2 separate regions of the Mus musculus genome follow, and region 2 is linked to region 1. Evidence: chromatin loops called from intact Hi-C (ENCODE). Cell type or tissue: left cerebral cortex. All regions are shown on one strand. Each heading gives the region's core, and the rest is flanking DNA. Links, peaks and the distances in the headings are about the cores only.

Evidence for each region. Hi-C counts contacts between places; a loop is a spot of excess contacts. Peaks named below come from ENCODE experiments on the same cell type or tissue, not always from the same donor. Only the 100,000 strongest peaks of a DNase experiment are listed, where the experiment ranks them.
Region 2: a loop joins it to region 1, with 5 times the contacts of the local background. A loop is called at or near these places in 9 of 42 quality-filtered maps.

What each region holds. Positions count from the first base shown.
Region 1 is chrX:139,371,489-139,374,294 of GRCm38, forward strand. No RefSeq gene overlaps it. Among named protein-coding and RNA genes, the nearest start is that of Platr21, 16 kb to the left of the region's middle. In left cerebral cortex, for the core only: a CTCF peak has its summit at 1,368 (motif pointing right); a DNase peak (open chromatin) is centred at 1,363.
Region 2 is chrX:139,831,247-139,834,052 of GRCm38, forward strand. The region is part of intron 14 of Morc4 (microrchidia 4); the gene reads right to left. Among named protein-coding and RNA genes, the nearest start is that of Cldn2, 32 kb to the left of the region's middle. In left cerebral cortex, for the core only: a CTCF peak has its summit at 1,450 (motif pointing left); DNase peaks (open chromatin) are centred at 353 and 1,449.

The DNA of each region.
Region 1 (2,806 bases), core at 195-2,694:
TTAAAAGACAATATTTTAGGTAGTTGTAAACAACAACACTACCAACAACAACAACAACAACAAAACAGCCATATAACTACCATAGCAAACTGTGTTCAAGACAACTGATTTCACAGTGTTGTGCTCTGACTTTCACACACATTGTTGTGTCACATATATATCGTACACACACATGCACACACTCTTGCACACACAGAGACACGCTGTGTGCACGCACAAACATTTTTGTTTAATATTAGATGAAAGCTGTCTCAAAGAAAATACATTGAGAAGGCAGAATTGCTCTCTGTGTCTCTGTCCTGTCTCTCTGTCTGTCTCTCTGGTGTGTGTGTGTGTGTGTGTGTGTGTGTGTGTGTGTGTGTGTGTGTATTGACTGAGAACAAGCCAGCCAGAAGACTGTCTAACAATGAAACTGTTACGTGTTTTTTGAGTGAAAGATAACTAAATAAAAAGGAAGGACGTGACTACTCCTAGGTATGGTGGAGGAGAGATTTATTGTAGATAAAAAAGAAAACACAGCCAGAGACAGGGACATCTGGGAGAGTCCAGAGTGGACATGGCCATGCTGAGCTGGGTGATGTGGGGAGATGAGAGAACGGAGAGAAGCCGCTGACCAAGAGGGTAAAGCGGAGAACAAAAGGACCAGGTAACCAAAATGGCTGGATTAGATAGGGAAAGGCAACCAAGGCCCAGGACTGGAGAAGTTTAGGGTAGGGGTAGGGAGTTAGATATGACAGCCATACCCTGTAACAGTTGGTAGGGACTGAGGGATTCTAGAAGAACCTGGAGGCCAGAATCTGCTTTGATATGTATTTAACACACACGTCCGCCGTCAATCCAGGTTTAAGACCTAGCCATTTTCAACTCTTTCACTATGCTGTGAAATTTTCCAAAGCTAATTGTCTCTGAAGGAAGAGATGCTGACTCTTTTCCTAGTGTTTCTCTTCATTTTGTGAGGGAATCGCCATTTTTACAGGGCATAGTTTCTCCCAGAGCCCACAAAATCGACCATTTCACATTTGCATCACATTCTACAAGTATTTTCCTCCCTTGGCACAGAAAGGCTAGAGCTAAGAAAATGTTCTAGTAAGTCTAAGGTTTGTGTTATAGGGACTTGTATACCACAGAGAGCACTTGACCACAAATCTGAAGAGCTAGCACCACACCACAGTGTCTGAATATTAGCTTTATCATATGAAATATGAATGTGGTAATAGTGCCTGTTTTAATAGAAAAACTCTGACAGAAGGGGATATTTATCTAACTCAATTTCCTGGTTGTGAGGCATAGCCTACCTTCTTCTTTATCAGGTTTCTTTCTAAAAGATCTCATTTGGAAAGGCTGCTGTTACTATATATAGCCACCAGAGGTCCTCAGCTGTCCTTATTTAAGTATAAAAGACCTCTTTCCCAAATCTACAGTAATAATTTCCCTGAATGCAGGCAAGGTGGGCTGATATTTACAGAAGGAATCTTTGTCAGAAGCTCAATGACACAGAAAGGTACAAGCATAGGGAGTAGAGCCCCTTTTAAGAAAGGAGATTTTTAAATGCATTAATGACCTACAACTGCAATTCTCAGATCTTAGCAGCTAAGGGAACTACACCTTTCGAAAGGTGCTGATGCCTGGTGTTTGGGCACTCCTGGACTCTGGTGTTAGTCCCAGGAAGCAAAAATAAGGGTATTTCATAAATTGTAAACAGTAGCTACTGGAAGTTTGCAGGACATAGCCTGTAGGGCAAAATATGGTGCCCCTAGTCAGATGCACTCCCTTATTTTAGTTGAATTTAATTTTAAATATACATAAGCACATAATTATGTACATATTTATTGGGCACTCTGTTATGAAGACACACATATACATTATGCAACGTTAACTCGGGTTAAGCATATCTGTCTCCCCAAACAATTACTGTTCCTTAAAAAAAAAGGGGTTCTTTTTTTAAAAATTATGTGTATGTATATTTGTATGTGTGTGGGGGGTGTGCACATGTGCACAAGCATATACAAAGGCCAGAAGGGGGTCTGAGATTCTCTGGAGCTGGAGTTACAGACGGGTGTGAGCTGTCCTGTGTGGGTAGTGAGACCAAACGACAAGAGCACTATGTCCTCTTAACTGCTGGGGCAATGTATCGAGCATCACATTTAACATCCTTAAGGGCACAGCATTTATTCTTCTGAATGACAATGGAACTTTCCCCAGCAAAACTGAAAATATTGCGGTTTGCTTATATCACCATGTGGATATTTAGATTTACTGACACCATTCATTGGTATGACTCCTCTTTCTTTTTCTGTCTTCTCGGACAGTGTGGAGCATTACCTGATTGGAGATGCATCAATTTCCTATTATCATCTGTATTTTTCAATCGCTCCACGTGACTGTTTTAATCTTAACATCATGCTTTGTGGTATATTTTGAAGAGGGGGAATATCATGGCTCCCGATCCATCCTTTTTGTTCAAGATGTCTTTGACTACTTTACTTGGTGCATAATTTTTGTTGATGTTGGTTAGGGCTCTATACAAATTTTAGAATCATTCTTACTGATCTGAGTAACTGGCACTTTGTGGGGATTATCAGGAATTCATAGCTATCTTGGGCATAAGGGACATTTTAACAGTATTGATTTTTTCCTGTCTGTGAACATGCTGTGCTTTTCTATTTTACTTTGTGAATGTCCTCGTCAATTTCTCTCCTCCACACTTTATAATCTGTATTACTGACATCACTCATCTCTCAGGCTAAAACTATTTCTAGATCTTTTGATACTATTAGAAATAAGGGTTTTTTTGTTTCTATTTCAG
Region 2 (2,806 bases), core at 87-2,586, 460 kb after region 1:
AGTGTCCTTAGGCATCAACTTCTTGATATTTTGTTGTAGATAGTCAGTTCCTTTAGGTAGAGGCACCTTAAGTTCAACCGTAAGGCTTGCCTTATGCAAAAAGTGGAAGTAGAGACAAGAGCCTATTTCTTCCATAGTCACTGCATTATGAATGAGGATTGGAGTCTTTCTGGACTTGTTCTGCCTAGAATGATCCTTTGATCTATGAGCAATCTCAAGCTGGTCCAATGAAAGCCTAGTTTTGTCAGCGTGCTATGCCAGAGTGAGTGCCTCTACCCTGCAAGTGGGAGAAGAGAGAGCCAGTCCTTTTGGTTCTACCTAAATATACCTTCCACAAGACAAAGCTGGGGGAGATGAGAGCAGTCCGAAGCATGCTCCTCCCAAACAAAACCAGTATTCCTAGGCAACAGAGGCACCCTTTAAGCATTATTTTAAAATACAAACTCATCAACTTTCAGCATAATTCATTCAAAATATATAAAGAAACCACAAGCATTGCTTCTTTCCTTTGCTGATGCACTTATGGCTATTTTAGACCTTAGTTTGCACTATTTGTAAGGGAACTTGCATGCACTGGAGAGATTTGCATTGAACACTGACTGCTCCATCATCTTGGATCCCATTACTACCCTAAAAGAAAACCTTTCATAGAGCACCCAAATTTACGCAGAATGAATGGACTGAAGTGATTCGCCTTCTCTAACAGAAACAAGCTGTCTTTCCATAGAAGGTTATGACTTAAAGCTTACATCCTGCCTGAATCTATTGTATTGTGATTCCTCTTCTCCCCTTGTTAGATGTTCGAGACTCATAAAGTCATTTCTACTGGCCTTCACGGAGGCTCCTTCCAACCTGCCCCAGGTATGACTTCTTAAAGGGCTCCTGAACAGACCAGGTTTTATTTGGTACAGTTAATAAGCAGGGCTACATAACTCAAAGACTCTTGCTATGCTATAGGCTTTGACAACAAAGGAAAGCTTTGTAACTCTTGATTAAACTATTATTTCATCAATATTCTTTTATCAGAAACTATATATTTTATTAAACCTGTGAGCACCTCCATTTTCCACTTACAAATGAAAAAACCTGCTAATAATAATTGTAAAAGACAGCATTTTGGTATGTTTTACAGGCTGGTCTCCAACCTTTGGACTCAGCAGAACTTCAGGCTTTAGTCTAAGTAGCTGGAAATGCCTCAACAAATTTGAATAGTACTATACATGCAGCCTGAAATGATGTAATTATTATTTGCTAATCTTACATACCATATACTACTACCAGCATCAGGTATCACTTAACCCTTGAAAGAATTTTACTCTCAACCAATTAGAATTTCGCATAAATTTTCAAAGCACTTGGCTTGCCCTCTTACAGCTTAAGCCTTATACATTCCACAGTGACTCATACAAAAACTCCAATAAAAAGCTGATGAGGTGTGCCACCCAGTGGGCGTAGTGTGGTACTGCACGCACAAAGTATGCTATCTCCCTACAAATGCAGACAGAAAAGGGAACGTGATCATTAAAGTGTAAGGAGACAAGAGAGCCAGAAGAACGGGAGGCCAAAGTAACATTGTGCTTCCAAATCAAAATCATTCCCTGTGTGCCCCTTTAAACCTCCAATGGCCATTGAAAATCTATTGATAGCCAGAGGGTAAAGTTAGGATCAAACTACAGAGACAAGGTCGACTATAGGCTTTTTACTCCTTGCTACAAACTTCAGTTTTCTAAGCTGCTCTTTAAATCTGGCTACTGCTTACTGAGCACGGATCTACATGCTTTCATAGAGGGCGCCATTAACTTCTTTTAAGAGTCTCAATAGTTTGACTCCTACAAATGTATCTTCTCTTGAAGCCATCTGCTCGTGTTCATGAGGATCTAAATGTCCCTCTATTGTTCACAGGGTTTAATTATTTAAAAATTGAAGTACAGGGGACTCGCACACCTGTACAATTCTTTGTTTATAAGAGGCTGAAGACTTACCTAAGAAGAACCAGACAAGGAAAGGATCAATTATCACTGGAGGAAGGGGTTAACGGACCCTATGCAATAGTCTATGGCCTCTATGTCAAGAAAAGGGCACTGAGAAACTCACACCTATTATCAAAGAATCGTGCTAATGATCACTTTAGACGTTTCTACCTTTTAGAGCAATCCTGTGCCTACTCTGCAGTTCAGTCTACCAGAATGAAAACAGTAGGGAAGAGAAAGGCAAGGCATGCCACTTAGGCGTACTGTGTTCATTTCTAGTGGCAATATGATGGCTGTCATGTCTTTTAGTACCTCAGAGACACCTAATACCTACAAAAATAAATAGCCATGCCCCTTCCTAGGATATATGGACTAACAACATTGATGACAAGGTAAGAGATGAAAGGAGAGAAGAAAAAAAAAACACCAAGTTTTCTTTTTTTTTTTTCCAGATAGGATCTCACTGTGAAAACTTGGCTGGCCTGGAATTCACTATGTAGACAAGGCTAGTCTCAAACTAGCCTTGTGCCTCCTGGGTGGTGAGATTAAAGACTTGTTCCACAGGAACAAACCTTCTGTGATCATTTTTTTTCCTAGGAAACAGTGATCTTTTACTTAATAGGACACATTTCTACTAGTTGATTTTACAGAGGGCCAGCATAGCCCAGGCTTGTGAATACTTGGTATACTTTAGTATTCATAAATTTAAGTATAGGAACAATGGGTTTCTACACAGCACTACCTCATTTATATAACACTATATTTTTCAGAGTTGACCTGCCCCATCACTTCATTTGCTCAACAACCCACATGACATGAACAGTTCCGAAGTCAAT